Linked DNA regions of Mus musculus: region 1 is linked to region 2. A link is a loop called in an ENCODE intact Hi-C map of the cell type or tissue named here. Cell type or tissue: left cerebral cortex. All regions are shown on one strand. Links, peaks and the distances in the headings refer to the core of each region. The heading gives the core; the rest is flanking DNA.

The links. Peaks named below come from ENCODE experiments on the same cell type or tissue, not always from the same donor. Only the 100,000 strongest peaks of a DNase experiment are listed, where the experiment ranks them.
Region 1: it touches region 2 in a loop (2.1-fold over the local background); 2 of 42 quality-filtered maps call a loop at or near these places.

Annotation. Positions count from the first base shown.
Region 1 is chr13:18,491,512-18,499,850 of GRCm38, reverse strand. No RefSeq gene overlaps it. Among named protein-coding and RNA genes, the nearest start is that of Pou6f2, 110 kb to the right of the region's middle. In left cerebral cortex, for the core only: no CTCF peak of the experiment used is centred there; DNase peaks (open chromatin) are centred at 2,515, 3,134 and 4,270; H3K4me3 peaks cover 1,326 bases; H3K27ac peaks cover 1,355 bases.
Region 2 is chr13:18,120,630-18,128,968 of GRCm38, reverse strand. It overlaps Pou6f2 (POU domain, class 6, transcription factor 2), which reads left to right. Exons shown (of 9, transcript NM_175006.2): 9 at 3,303-4,009. The coding sequence ends at 3,807. Among named protein-coding and RNA genes, the nearest start is that of 4930448F12Rik, 25 kb to the right of the region's middle. In left cerebral cortex, for the core only: a CTCF peak has its summit at 4,327 (motif pointing left); DNase peaks (open chromatin) are centred at 3,248 and 4,358.

The sequences.
Region 1 (8,339 bases), core at 333-8,332, 370 kb before region 2:
TTTTTTTAGGATTGCCTGAGTTATTTATATTGTCTCCAAAAGCACCTTCGCCTGTAAGTTTCATACTTGGTTTGTTCACAAAAATATGCTGGACCTAACTCAAGTTCTGCTAAGAGGGGCGTGGCTGTTTCCATTGAGTGCCTGCCACTGGACACGGGTGCTTTGCTGAATTCATAATCTCACTCTCTCTACTTTCTCTGACTAGAAAATGAGAGTGATTATGCTTCCAAAAATTCTATCAACTTACGGAAAGTCTTGAGCTGAATTATTCTATCTTTCTTTATCTGGCATTATTTTTAGCAACCTGGCAAAAGCCCATGTTGGATTCTGTATAAGGAATACAGTATCCTGAAGCCACTCGTTTAATAAAATGTGGGCAGAATCACATTGGGAACGCTCTACTGAAAGTTATATTAAAGGGCAGCAGAAACGAGTCTGATGAGATATACTAAACTGAACAAGGATGTATGCTGAGTGGACACAACTGAACTTGTATTGTGGAATATCTTTGAGACAAGTGTTTTGTGACATGATTCATAGGAAAGAAACACTGTCTCATTCCAGCCTTTTAATTTCTATGATGAGAACATTGAGACTGATAGTGTTTGAATGGCTTGCTATGTTTATCTCCAGGGGACACTGAATGAATCTGAGTACTGAACACACTCCAGTGTCCTGTCTCCTGTACGGCATTGTTCCATGCATTCTTTCCAGCGAGAGCCAGCCAGAGACATGTTTTTCTTCTGACTTCCATTCTGTAAACAAGAAGATAACACACACAGCCCACTCTGGAATTGGTTATCTAGACGTAGCTGTGGCCCTGCTGACTTTTTAGTTCCTAATTTGGGCCTTGAGGTGACCATAAGTTCCTCTCAGTTGTTACTGGGCAGTATAAAGAGGAACATCTACTAAAGCCAGAATTATAGCTTTAAAACTCAATCATGTGTCTTAGGCTCAAATCCTTCAGCCTCGCTGAACTTGAGCTCCTCATTCATAAAATATGCGTAATACATTGCTTAGTTTGTATAACAGCAGATACATCTGAAGAGCTTGTCTGGCAAAGACACTAAATGAGTGGTTCATTTTCTTTAAGCATACCTGAAGGAGACCTAAGTTAGCATCATGCTGTTTTGATATTGGGGCATAGTCCTGCTGTTCACTATAGGATGTGGTAAATTTTTTCTTCAAATTTTGCTAATGGAATAATTTTCATTTTTTATTTTATTATTTTTTTTATCTCCTATTTCTTTTTTTTTTTCCATTTTTTATTAGGTATTTAACTCATTTACATTTCCAATGCTATACCAAAAGTCCCCCATATCCACCCACCCCCACTCCCCTGCCCCCTTTCCTCCTGTTTTTCATTCTTTTTTTTTTTTTTTTTTTTTTTTTTTTTTTTTTTTTTTTTTGTAAGTGCTAAAGAGGAGCTTCGCATCTTAGAGGGGCTAAGGCACAGAGCAGGTTCTGTTCAGCTGGCTGGGAGGTTGCCCTCCAAACTTTTTTTTTTTTTTTTTTTACCAACAAGGAACTTACTTACTGCCCATTTGACTTGTCAAGTAGTGTTACCATGTCCAGGTTGGAAATTATTCGAACAAAACAGAAGAATGAAAAGAAAGAACAAATGGTAAAAAATCATCAGGAAATCAGTTCCATTGCGTGAATTGGTTAACATTTATTGAATAAATATCGACTCGGTTTCGGGTTGCTTTGCAGCCTTTTGTTAAGGGGAAAGAGAGTAAAGAGTTATTATCTGTAGTCAAAAGATGAGAGAGGAGAACTGAAAATGTCAATACAAATCGCTCTGTGCCAGGTAAACAAAGGTGGCTACAGGCATGGCTCAAAGAAACACATTTTGTCATTACCATCTGAGTGAGTATTTCTTCTTTCAAAGGGGTTGAGAGAACATCCCCCACCTTTCTCCCCTACCCCCCCTCTTTAACATATTTTTGCCTCATGCTAACCATGGCAACAGACCAGGACCTTTTAGGAATCTGTTTCATAAACGAGAACAAACAGAGGGCCACTTCAGCTGAGACATCTGTCATTCAAACATGACAGTCACTAAGCCAACTCCAACTACTGTGGTCTCTAATCAGGAAGGGGAGCGGGCTGCTGAGGCACGTGCTGGTGATGGATGCTGTGAGATGTCTGCTGCACAAGTACTTTATGCTTCTGAGTGACATTAGGTTTTCAGAACAGCAGTTTCTGACACACTTGCTTTTAATTATCTTCAAGTGTGTCTGTCTGTACCTCTGTACAATTAACCTAGTATAAATAAGCAGGAAACTGTTTGCTCTCAGATTTAAAAAAAAATAATGCTAAAGTTTGGAATCAAACAACATCCACACATAAAATACTTGGCGAAGAATACTGATTTAGTTTAAAAATAGATTTTTTTTTTTTAAATAGAGAACAGCCACTTTCTTGAGAGATGAGCAGCTCTCAGCCAGCTTCACAGAGGACATCCCTCTACCTACAAATGTTCAGGCAGACACCAGAAGGGAACCACACAGAAACTTTGTTTTGGATGTTTCTTTTGGAAAAAAAAAAATACTGATTTTTTTTCCCCCTAAGACTGCAACTGATCCTAGTTTTAAGGAACCCGGTGGTCACTCTTAGGTCAAAAGATATGGAATCTGAAGCTCAAATTCTCCACATTCTGCAGAAGTTTGTAGTTGTAGTCTAAGACTGTAGCTGGGTACAAAGTCATGCCTTAACACACTCATTTTAAGAGGCTAATGAGAGAAAGCAGGTAAAACGATCACCTACGGGAAGGCGAGAGTCCACCTGCAGCCCCCTCGGATACTAACCCTATTGTATAAGGCTTTGGCTTTGCAAAGGCAGCGGGTCCTCACCTGAGCAAAAGCAGCAGATGTTCCAAATGTTTCAAATATTCTTTTAAATAAGCACATTTTGTCGACTTTGGTTTGTAGCCACAGCTTGTTTTCTGTCAGTTGAAAAGATGAAGGGATGACAGATTTCTCATCATATTTATTTAGATTTTTTAGTGTTGAGAACTGTAGCGCATTCTGTACCCTGCTTTTACTGGTCTGCACTCGAAGTGAGGGAAGCTTTGAAAAGCCTGAGGGGGCAGTGGAATTTTATTTAAACTTCCCAGAAAACATATTTTAAGTGGAATCTTTCTGGGATGCCAGAGACCAAGGAGTTCTAGTTTAACTGGAGACTCACAGCGGACTTAGAAAGGCACCTACCTGCATTTTTGAGATTCTCAACTTTAGAGTGTGTGAGAGTCCAGTGAATTCCCACACTCTGCCTCTAGACATTTTACAGTTACTGGCTTGCCCTTCTCCTCTAGATTACTTTATTAACACAATGTGAATCATTCACAGTTTTCAAATAGGCAGGGAAGAAACAAGAAACAAGTTGATTTAACAGTCTTAAAAACTTGAGAAAAACCCGAAAACAACACGAGACAGAAATTGTATAAAGTGAACAGAGATGAGAGCATTCACTGGTCTTGCAAGGATGCCCTACTTATTGGGACAATTGTACTCTTACTTTTGAATAGTGCTAAGAACTTTGACTACGACTAAGAAATGAAAATTTTAGTTTACAGAACCGTCTAAAACTTACTAAAGTATTCGCCACCCAGTCTTTTTAGGGACTTTGAAGTTAAAATGTATGGTGCTGGCACGTGCTGTCTTCCTTAGCACCTGGATGTCTGGGGGCATCATGTTATGTTTTTAGATATGATTCTCAATGTGCTCTTTATTTGATAACAGAGAATTGTGCAGTTTCTGGGCAATCCAGCTTTTCTCCAAACAAGGGTCTTTCTGCCGTTTCTTTCTCAAGCCACCATGCCTCTATTTTCCTCCTGTTGTAAAGCCTGTGCTTCTTGTATGGAAAGGATAGATCAGGGCAAATCCTGTGCACTTTGCTGTGTTTAGTGTCATGGAGAGACATTAGACAACAACAGGGGACAGAAGGAGCTCGCTTTTCCTATTGCACCTGAAATTTCAGTATAAATGGATTTCTTTAAAGCTTGCTCACCCATCTGGGTCTCGTTCAAATTAGTAGCCCAGAGGACAAGCCCGTCTTTCTCACAGTATGGCATCTTCAGCCCAAAACTGCAGGAGAAAGGCTAATACTGATGCCCTCTATGGATAAACAAAGGAAATTCCAGGAACCATTGGGCTTTTTATGCCTCTCCTTAAATTGCACCTCTGTACTTAACAGCATCCAAAGGGAAACATACTGTGCAGAATGTTTCAGGGCTCTGAGCCGCTCAGAATGCCAGGAGGAGGAACAAGAAGCCATATGGCAGCCTAAGTAGAAAGTTCAGAAAAGGGCCCTTGTGTTTTATGAAGTAATTACATCAGAGGTAGCATTTTGCTTAACTTGAACAGCCGTGGAAACTAAAGTACACTTAAGAGAGATAAATCCACATTTCATTGAGAAACATGTGGTGAGGCAGTTCTCTGCGATATCATTAAGTTTGCATTATTTATTCTTATACAGCCCATCGAAAAATATGTCCATTTTCAGCTTATGAGCATATTCGGCTATATTCTGAGCCACAGGAAACAGTGTGGATAGGTGGAGGGCAGGCTTGCACGAGGAAGAATTATTAGAGAAATCGGTGCTGTGTCACACAATGCTCTAGCTGCATGATCAAATGACTGATGCCACAGAGGGCCAGTCACCAAATATGGGACTAGTGATGTACATACTAGAAACTGTACCCCAAACTGGCCTTTGGCAGACAGTCTCCAAGGGAAAGGGCTGCCGTGTTTCTCCAGTGACATTTATATTGCTCATGTCAATGTGGAGCCTCACTCGTGGTTATGACCACCAAGCATTTAGTGTCCCACATTCAGCAAGCAGGATGCTAACATTCAAATGGCAGTATCCACTGTGTAGTCAGGAAAAGGCTACAGAGAATATAAAAGTAATATATATCCCTGGAAAAATATCTGTATTCTCAACTGAAGAAGTGAGACCTCATAAAATAGGCCCTAAATATTTCCTCTGTATGTATTTGAGATTTGAAAAATGATTTACGAACAGTGCTTCCCCTGGGACAATTCGTATTGTTTCAAGGTAAACCCCATGATTGCTTGTATTTAAGTTCTAGCTGCCTGGGAAGCTGTGCTGGGGTGAGTGGCTGATTTTCCTGTTGTATCACACAACTGCGAGCCAGACACACTGCTCAGAATGTTGACCTAAAAGAGAAACACATCCTTTATGAATGTTGTATGCGAAATTAAAAAAAATATGGCTGTTTTTCTCCTATAACATTATAGCCTTCCTCTTTTGGGCTTAACAAAAATGATGATGATACTCTCAAGAGTGAGCATTTTCAATATCATTTGTCTGTGAACTATTAGGAGAGGGTTGAAAGCTGGGTCAGTGATTTCTCCATGTTAGGAAATACACTTGTCTGTTTTCCTTTTCCTTCTATTGAGCTTTGTCCAAAATCATGTGTTAGAAAATTTTCTGTTTTCAAATTGCTGTCCAGTTTGACTTGATTAGAATTTATGGCCATGGAGTCATTTTCAATGACAAAAGGATAAAGGACTAAATTGTCTGTCACCCCTCGAGACAGTGGTCTCTGCAGGTCAGCTGGGAGGTCACTGCAGGCATCGTGGGGGCTGCTCTTCAGCAAGGCTGCCTCTTGCCTGTGTGTGCAAGTGGAGGCCTTCGTTACGAGGTCGCTGTCTTCATTACTTTATTTAAATGTCTTTCTCAAGGTTTCAATACCTTGGGTGCTTATAATGCTCTCATAAAATATGCCGGAGCCAGTAATCAGCATGTAGGGCTTGAGCCCCAGAGGGAGTTGGCTGGAAGATGATGAGGAAAATTCTCTAGAGAAATATATTCATTTAAAATATGGAACATGCTTCTACATTTTTAAAAGTTATGTTATATCAATTGAAAATTCACATTCTTTTTCACTAAAGGAGGTGTATTTTTCTAGCAAACATTAAAACTTCATATATGTAAATCAACTAAATAATTTGAACAGCATATTCTATGCAAAAAAAAAAAAAAACTAAACAGAAATCAATAGAAGTAAGTATTGGTGTGAGTAAATGGGACTCAGGACAAGGTGTTTGCCAAAAGCAGTTTATGGTTTAATAGTCACACAGGTCTTTGCCCTGCTGCACTGACTAGCAGAGAAGAGAAATGTACACTTAAATCTACTTCTTACATTTGAGAAGATCTAATTCACTGATATAATTATTTAAGAAGTAATTCAGACACTGTGTGCATTGAGACAACTTCAGCTTAGTGGTGCTTTGCTCCCAGAATATTGTTAGGACATTGCATTGTCAACAAACCCACATTAAGTATATATGTATATGTCTGTATATATATATATATATATATGTATATATATATATATATATACACACACACACATATATATACACATATATATACCTTTGAAATATATTTGAAATATATATATATTCCTTTGAAATACACACACATATGTGTGTATATATGTATACTATTCTTTGAAATAAACATAAATCTAGTGAGAAACGTGCCTCTGTTGAAACTTCTCAGCAGATTGGTTCAGTGAGCCGTGCTCATTGCTAAGCGGCACTGCACTGGAGCACATTGTGACTGGAGACTCAGTGGGGACTTCCTCGGTGCTTTCCTTTTCTGCCACTCACGACGCCTGGGGTGCTCCGGTCAGCTCAGTGTTATAGAAGTGAAGTTCAGCATCGCAGAGTCTAAAGATGCTGAGAGGGAATGAATGTGTCCATCAGCCTGCCTGTGCCTATGGCTTTCTCTCTTCCAGTTTATTTTGATTGGCATGGTTTACATACTTGGTTATTGTTAAATGGTTCCATAAACAGTCGGAAAAAAGATTTGTCTGCACTCAGCCATTCCTTTAGATCATTCATTCCATCCTAGCCTTTAGAATGTCATGGTGTTCTGACCTTAAAGGTTACCTGGCACTGTAGCATTTGGTAGTTTGTCCAGCATTGTCTGTGTCATAATTAATAGAGAGGTGCCTCCCAGGGCTTAGTCCTTTACTAGCCTGCCTACTTTCTCAATTACCTAGTTTAGTTATAGAATTAATGTTATTATTTTCAAAAATTGACCAAATAAATTATTCTTCCACTTGAGAGCTGAGCTTTAAGTAGGCTGTTTCAGGCAAAGCTTGTGTGCTACCTCATCGTAAACAGATCATTTGTGGGAAAGCTGGCATCTCTTTGGCGACCTTGCTGCTCTATGTTTTGGGATTAATAATACATCAGACATCACACATTTAAAAGAAAGGAGCTGGAAGAAGGAAGTGGGGGAGTTCAGCTCTGCTCTTGAGCTGCCCCTGATTACTCAAACCTTTCTTAAGCAGGTGAGGCAATTGTAGGGGAAGGCGCACTTACCCAAATCTGCACCTGGCCAACTGAATTCACTTCTTGAGTTTCGAATGCTAAAGAGAAAGATAGCAAAGTGTTGAGACCCAACTGGTGCCCTGTCAGGGGGCAATCTCTATAACATTTCCTGCTGTCAGCTTAATAAATTTTTAAAAAATATCCAAAGGCAGAGGTAGCTATGGAAAGCTCATAGTAACTGTTGCCATTCTCCCTGGATTCACTTCTCTTTAATATCCACCGTGGCTCTGAAATTTTCTTGTTTTTGTTTGCCTGGTTTCTGTATTTTGCTGGTGTTTTTGTTTGTTTGTTTGTTTGTTTTGTTTTTCAGCTGTTTATGCTATTTATTAGTTTTAAAATGTTTATCCTTTGAGATTCTACTTGGTGTTTCTCTTAGAAATCTGACTATAACTTGTTTTAATTTTTTGTGGCATTCTCCAGTTGGATACCTGTGGAGCATCATGCTCCATCCAACTCAAATGAAGTTCTGAAACTATCAATACTGGACTTATTTTTGGAATATCTCCAAGTAATGGGTACATTAAAAATCATTCATTAAGAGACGATTTAGATCTTGGCAGTTATTAGGCATGAGGCAATATCTAGTTAATAACATGTGGACCAACTCTCAATCTTTGAGTATAAACTCCAATCGTCTGATTGCCAAAGTTGAGGTTCATAAAAATATAAAACCGAGTGGCCTTGTTTATAGACATGCTCAATGCTATGTTCCGAACTATCAGATAGACTAAGGTTTTTCTCTTGGAGAGGTTGAAAAAAAATATAACACTAAATCTCTCTTCATTAAAGCAAGTCTGTCCTCAGAGAAATGGAAATTAACTTTGTGTTCTAAGTATTCAGTGATAAAAGTCTAGTCCTGCCACTTGCTGTGCAGGATCTCTGTAAAGTCACTACTCATTTACCTATTTCATTTTTCTAGTATGTTACATGGGTATCTGCACTGTATCTCAGAATCTTAGAGAGCAC
Region 2 (8,339 bases), core at 240-8,239:
CTTGCAGCTCAGCTTGTCTTCTTTGGGTGGGCAAACTAGACAAACAGACAGAGCATGCAATTAAGAACTGGGGTAGTTGTATGTTGGGACCGGTGAAGTTGATACAAAGTGGAGTGCCAATGCAGCGTTGAGGGGTCCTGATCTTCTAACTCCTATCAACTGTTAGAACTTCCAAGGCTGGCTGGTTGAAATATGCTGCTCTGGCCAGGGGTCTTCCTTCTCCTCCATGCCCCTGCCAGATGAGAATACCAATTCCTGTCAACACAGGGGCATCCCCAAGTAAAAGCAAAGCAGCTAGTCCATCCTACTGTTAACCACCCAGAGATGGCTCCAAAGTGTCCATGAAATGCACATTTTAACAAATCTCTCTATTTTGTGGAAGGAATTTGTATAGCTTGCTTTGCCAGACACATCTTTATAAGCAAGGAAAAGGGAAAGTAGAAGGAAGGAAGGAAGGAAGGAAGGAAGGAAGGAAGGAAGGAAGGAAGGAAGGAAGGAAGGAAGGAAGAACCCCTTTTAAATGTTAGTGAATCTGGCCTAACTGTACCCACCCCCCATCCACCACCCACCCCCCTCCCCCTCCCCCACCCCCCCACCCCCGACACACACACACATTAGATAAATAAATGATTGAATCCAGCCTTGGTTGTGTGAGTTGATCCGGGTTAAATCTTCAGGAGCTGCCCCATGTATGCATGTGTGTTGCACTAATCCTATGTTTATGCATGAGGTAACGAGGCACTCGGTAGGAGCCTTTTCCTCTTGGGCAATGCCTTAGGAGTCCTCCTCCATCAGGAACAGCCAAGAAACCAACTCTAAACTCATTTAAGTGGATTTTGTTCTTGGTGATCCATGAAATACTGTCTTTTTATCTGCTCTTTATACTTTTAATGTATTCCCCAAAGGACAGAAGTGTACTTTTCCTGCAGTTTAAGACTAAGGTTATAAATAACATCAGTATGGGGTGGTAGCTTGCAGCTCACATTTTGCTCAATGATTTTCCATAAAACCCATTGATTGTTGTTAAATACAAAAAGCACCATAGGATCCTCTCACTTCTATGGTCTCCCCTACTGTTTCTTCTTATAAGATACCTCCCTGTAGAAAATAACCTTTATTCAGTCTATACAAGGATACTACTGCTGGGAAATTTATATCAAGGCTTGTATATGTTATTCCAAACAACACAGACAGAAGCATCAATGCTAACAAACAGCATCAATGATGGGAATATTATTGTTCCCTGTCGACAGACATTAATTTTGTCTGGTCCTGACGCCTTGTGATCAAAGAAGCCACAGGTTTTTTTGTTTGTTTTTTTTTTATTTTGATGCCAATTTGACATTGTTGCTAACTTCTTCTTTGGCTTAATTTAGCCCTAAAATGTGATTTCCTTTTATCGACTGGAGTGTTCTCTTAATGTTTCAACTCAGACGGGAACACGGATTCCTGGGCATCCCCAATCAGATATGCTGATTTGTTAAATCTTCCCCAGAGGGAAGCTAAAAATGCCATAGATTGCAGACCTCTGGAAATTTATTATTGGTTAACAGAGCAGACACCCAGACTGCAGGGCCTGAATCCTTTATCCAGTTCCCAGTGTTTCAGTGCTGCAGTTTTAGAAGCTCTCTATCCTAATTAATTAATTAATTAGTCTTGAATCAAGACTTCACATTGGAATATTCTCAGTGAGTTCAAAACCTGGGAAAGAATGCACATCAGTGGTGAGGTGCCACTATGTGCTAATTGGCTGCAGAGACTCAGAGGTGCAGTATGAGAACCTCCCTATCAGAGGCACAAAGAGAAGACTTCCCTTCATGCCCCTTGGCGGCACAGCTCTGTGAGGCCAGTTGCTATCAAGAGCTCAGGCTCTAGGCTTTTATGATAAAGGATATGGCAAAATGCAGAACGTGGCAAGTTATCACAATGGTGGCTTTGGGGAGCCTGCCACAAGTGACAAACTCATTAATAATACTAAGTGATTAACTCACCTTGCCATGAGAGCGGCTGGCTTCTCCTTCCTTAGTGAGTGTTAGAAGAAGCTGCAGTTTTCAAACATAAACAAATGCTTCCCTGACTGGCCAAGTGTGAAAGGGAGTGTGATGGAGTTAAATCCTTGCTAGCCTTTGAGCTGCTCATCTCAACAAAGGGATCTAAAGATGTACTCTGAGAGTCAGATCCTAACAAGGAGGAAGGCCTTCCTGGTCTATCCTTTTGCAAGCATCTTAAACATCAGATGATTGCTTTTCAACAACATGGAACACTTTAAGAAAGTCTGTGCTCACTGTTTCAACCGGAGGGACATGAATTTGGGCTTAGAATAAAGAAAGAAAGGGAGCTGGCCCTCTTTTGTATTTTACTGACAGAATAAATTTAGTACCAGAAAGGACTTTTTAAAATACTCTATATAATTTTGTCCAGGATGCTTCATATTTCTTTTTAAAGTAAACGTAGCAAAGAATTGCTGATGGCAATTGATGTATAGAAGACCTCATTTACAGAAAATGATATCATTCAAGTCCAGTTTGCAGATGTCCCACATTAAACACAGCATGATGCCCTGGTACAAAAGTGCACCATTACAGTGGATGCTGATTGGAAGGCACGAGGTGGCCTAAGCCCACCCAGGGGTGGGGTAGTCCATAGTAATTACAATGTATCCAGCTGTTTAGGCCAGAACTGCAAAGTAACAACTGGTCTATGTTTTACCTGGACAGGAGGCATGTTGTTAACTTACATATGGGGAAAATTGTTACCAGAGAGAAAGAAGTTAAAATAAGACACAAGGGGAGATAAAAAGAGCGGCATGAGGAGGAGCTTGGCCCAGTAGCCTTCCCAGACTATGATACTAGCTGTAATATTTATCCAAAACCAACACAATGGAGAAGAAAACCAAACATAAAACACAACCGTTTTAAGTGGAAGAATATGACGACTGTTATCTTGAACATCACTGTCTTGGTTAATTTCTGCCTTAAGAATTCTGAAGGTTGGGGAAATGAATCTGGGAACAGCTTGGATCTCAAGAGGAAAAAAAAAAAAAAAAAAAGGCCTGCAAATTGCTTGTGTTTCCTGTACACCGGTGCCTCTTTCCCCTCCCCTGTCTCTGTGCCTGGGGATCTGCATGGCTGGCATGGAGCTTGCTGGGAGGGTGGGTGCTGGCTGGGACAGGGCTGGCTACCTTGCAGCTGGCTGCTAATCTGGAGTGAATTCACCCTGCCAGGCAATCAGGCAGGCAGGCAGGAGGCCCACCCTGGCAGCGGACTCAGTGTAAGACTGTTCTTTCTCAATTCTCCCCCCAGACACACCATCCTGAGAAGCCACTTTTTCCTACCACAGGAAGCCCAAGAGAACACTATAGCTAGCAGTCTGACAGCCAAACTGAACCCTGGCCTTTTGTATCCTGCCAGGTTTGAAAAGCTGGACATCACCCCTAAAAGTGCCCAGAAGATCAAGCCGGTGCTTGAGCGGTGGATGGCTGAGGCTGAGGCCCGCCATCGAGCAGGTATGCAGAATCTCACGGAATTTATTGGGAGTGAGCCATCCAAAAAGCGCAAGCGGCGCACCTCCTTCACGCCCCAGGCCCTTGAGATCCTCAATGCCCACTTTGAGAAGAACACACACCCCTCAGGGCAGGAAATGACCGAGATTGCTGAGAAGCTAAACTACGACCGGGAAGTAGTTAGAGTTTGGTTCTGCAATAAGAGACAAGCTCTAAAGAACACAATCAAACGCTTAAAGCAACACGAGCCCACCTCGGCGGCCCCCCTGGAGCCCTTAGCAGATTCTCCAGAAGAAAACTGTTAGACACACCCATTCATGGTCGGAAGGAAGCATCACAGAAACTGAGCACTACCCTGAATCTCCACAAAAAAAGAAAGGAAGGAAAGAAGAAAGAAGAAAGAATTTAAAGACTTGCCCCAGTCATCATCTCCCTTGTATGTAAAAGACTAAAAAACAAAAAACTACCAAATGGGCAGAATGGTTTATACGTGTCCGTTGGTTTTCCAAAAGGAAAAAAAAAAAAGAATTTTAAATTTTTAAACAAGAAAAATGCCACATGAAGGAGTATGTGGTAGGATCATTCGCTCCCCCACCTGCCTCCCTAACGCCGGTTTTTTTAAAGCAAACCAAATAACCACTTATTCTTTTCTGTATATGATGAAAATGTGAACACCTTTTAAGGAAAAAGAAAAAAAAACTAAACCAAAAAAATAATAAATAAATAAATAAAAGAACAAAAACAAAACAAAACAAACAAACAAACAAACAAAAAAACCCGCCAACACAAACTCGTATCTGTTCAAAGCGAATGCAAGTCTGCCACCTGGAGGAGCACTGCATCCCTTCAGGGACTAAGTGCTGCTCGCTGCAAACCCTTTTAACCAAAGTCGGAACCACTGCAAACGCTACTGCTCGCTCGCCTCTGCGTGAAAAGTTGTGTTAGGAATTTTTACCTTTGTACCAACGGAAAAGTGGGAAGCCCGCTTTCTCCCATCTTTCTCGCCTGTTGTCTGGGCCGCCAGGGTGAATGCCATTGTTGAAATCACTCTGTGTGGCTCACTGTCTACCAATTTGCTTCTTAGCAGATGAAGTAGCTTCCTTTTGTTTTGGTTTGGTTTTTTGTTTTGTTTTCTGAATTGTGTCATTTCCTTTTTCTGTTTTATGTTAGGCAGATGGTGGAGTGGAGAAACAACATGGATGGTGGTGTGTCAAAGCACTCGTGGCTTTCTTCTCACTATGAGTTGTAGGTTTGAGAAAGAAAATGGAGCCCACACCTCCCTTTCCTCCCTACTTCTCCATCTCCCTTTCATGTGGCTCCTGGGATCTTCTGGAAGATAGCAGAGGTGGGAAGGAGCCGTTTCTTCCCCACTCCCATCCTGCAAAAATGCAGGAGACACTCCAGGATAACTAGGTCTATCTGCTGAACGACTGTCAACACCCAGCAGAGGCTGGAACTGCGCTCACGGTCCACACCAGAGATTGGGATTTTTTCTCAGTCTACTAGCCACATATGTGGAGAGCTGATCAAAATTAATTCTGTAATATAAATATAAGCTGCACATATGGTTCAATACTTACATCTGTGTTTTGCTTCTGTTCAAAGCAAATTCTCTCAGAAGTCTGATAGCCAAAGAAATGTCTCAAGGTTTCAGTCCACACACACACAAGCACGTTCACACTCATCCACCTCGCAAAAAGAGAGACCACAAAAAAAAAAAATGATGGTGACCTAGACTGTTAGGGGCGGTCGAGTGTCTGTTAACCTCGTCTTTTCTGGTACTTGTTTCATCAGACAGTGTTGACAGACATTTGGAGCTGGGGTACATCTGTTCTTGGACTATATAAATGGCATAGAAATGTGACAGGCAAATTTAAGCAATTGGAACTAGGCTCTGGCTTCTTGACTCGGAAAGAAGTTTAGCAACAAAGGCTCTCCAATAAAGAAAAAATATACACGTAGCTTATAGAACACATCAGAAGAGCCTTCACTGTTAGCATATTAATTCACTTTTAAAAGAACTTCCCCCAGGCATGGGCCATGAAACCCAAGAAGGCCACCGAATAAAGGGCAAAGAAACCCCTGGAGCCTGCTGATTTTTTTTCACCCAGGTGAGGGCAGAGGGTTCTATCAAAGCAGGCAAGAGAGAACCATCAACATAAATAAATACTCATGAGTAATTAAAAAGCATGCTCATGTACTATCTAGAGGCAAATCATGAAAGGGGAAGAGATAGCCCACCTCCAGCTGCCCAGATGATTACAAAGACTATCTCCCCTCCCCCCCCCCTGCCCCAGCATGCTCTTCCCACCCAGGGGTTCTAGTTTTTTGTTCTGTTGGCTCCTTTGCTGGTTATGAAAATGGGACAATGTAATAGTCCCCTCAGATGGTCCAATCAGCAATCATAAAACTCCCAACAAGGAAGCTAAAAAACAATAATTCTGGACTAGAGTCATTAGTAACAGTGTCTCCATACCACTAGTCTGATTCTAATTGGACCACAACCAGCCCGATTAGTGCCAACAACATCCTGGTAGCATTTCACAACTGCAAAAACTGCACAAATACCAGCAACCCAGAAACCGAAACTTTATTGATTAAAACAGATTTTGTATTCTCCTAGGACCTGCTCCAAATTCCATCAAGAAAAGCTCCCCAAGAGGAGAAGTTAACAAGATAACATACGACCAATGCTAAATGTTTAAAATCTGAACCGGAAACAGGCACATGAGGCCTGCTCAGTTCTGGCATCTATGATTGGGAGAGCATAGAATAGTAAAAATATAAAATAAAACTAATCACCCAGAGTAGAATAAAAAAGAAGCGAATTCATCCCATGGTTGTAAAACTATTCACATGCAGTGATTTTTTTATAGTTTTATAATTTTGTATTGTTTTATAAATTATTTATATAGTGTTGTAATGCTTCTTATATTGATTTTTTACTGATAAATTTTTTGCTACAAGGCAGAAAAGATGCCTGAACAGATTCTTAGGAATATAAACTGTACTTGGGAACACATAAGCCTTCAGGACCACACCTACTGCTTAATTTTTTTTAGATATTTCTTATTTCTTCTGGTAAACAACTTCATATGCCAATAACATCTAAGTGTCTTTTATGTTTCCATGAACTGAAGGCTAAGGTTGCCACCAACAAAAAGCAAAAGCCACTTTGGGTGTATGTGATTGTATTTCAAGCTTCTGTGTGTTTCTCACCCATTTAAAATTGTCGTCATCTTCATCTTCTTCATTATTGATGAGACATGACAGCCGATATGTATTTTACACTTGCTTGTGGGGGGTGTTTTCTCTTTCAACCAAAAAGATATTTTGAATAGTTAAAAGTTTTACTTGCCTTTGCAAGTTTTGGACTCTTTCTGTCGTGAACACATGGTCACACACACAACACAACACAAAAGAGAATAAAAAAACAAAAAAACAAAAAACAAAAAACAAAAAAAAAATCAAAGAGCTGGGAGAGGCAGAACCAAACAAGTAGAGGCGTCTCAAAGAACTCAAGCTGTAACCAAAAAGAAATCCAATTGCCTTTGCTCTCTTCTCTGCGCTGGACCAAAGCTCAGCATGTGTAGGAATATGCACATTGTGTAGATATGGCTAAATGTTGCTGACAATCTTGCAATACTAAACTGTTCCTATTTTAAGAAAAACCAATCACAAACTGTTCATCAATGTTTTACCTCAGCACTCTACTTGTACCCAGTTAATGATCAAGCATAAACACAACAGAGAAGAAGGAAATTGATTTTCATTTTCATGTCTGACTGTAAAATCTGTTTGGATAATATTTTGTAATGAGCTTTTTGTCACGTGACTTGCTTGTCTTCAACTTGAAATTCTGTGAGGCACATTGGCTTATTTGTTGTTGAAAAGTGTTTGGTTTTGTTGTTGTTGTTCGTTTTATTTTTCATAAGTTTTAGTTCTGATTTATGATTTCATCCTCTGTGCTGTGATCTAGACTGGTCACCAGGGTCACTTAATGAGGCGCTGCAAAGGAATCTGCTTCTCCATGCCTGGGGCAGGCAGCAGGAGAGAGGGCAGGAAAATAGACTGGGTTGTTCTGGAAAAATAAAATCATGCCGACGAGACATTGACATGATAGACTCGTGACCAAGAAGCCAAACTGGATATTGAAAGCTCCTTACTTGTTGAAACATTGAAACCAAAGCTGACTTATCTGCACAGGTTGCTTAATGTTTAAAAATAAAATAAAATAAAATAAAAACTGTACTTAATCTAGAGCAATATCTGTATGGTCCGTAAAGCTGCACTTTGTGTATTTCTTAACAGCTTCAGATCTGTCACTTTTAATTTGTACCATGAAAAATAAAGACTTGTTTGACATGAACTTCTCAGCTGAGTATGTCTTGTGCTCAGGTGTGTCACTTAAATTTTAAGCATTTATTTAAAGTGTGCATTTCAATCCCATAGGTTGAGAAAAAAAGTCATATCCATTGGGGTGCTTTTTGTTGCACATTACAGAAATCCCACTCAATCCTAAATGACAAGGCACTATGTCTCATAACTTAATGGGAAGCCATCTTACATGTCAAAAACAGTTGGCTCAGTCTCTTCGCCTGCCTAGCTCACTTGGCTTTAGAATCAGTCTGATTCTCTAATGTCCACCTGAAGGGGTTGAATCATGCTCCTTCCTGTAGTCCAAGCAATAGTACTGGGGCAAGGTATCTTAAATCAAGCATTTCGACTCTCCAGGCTTACTCTTGTCTAGGTAGGACATCGTACCCTACAATGACAGGATGCCCAGAATGAAGGTCCCCCCAAGATCCAGAAGATGGAAGATGAGGCATGGCAATGC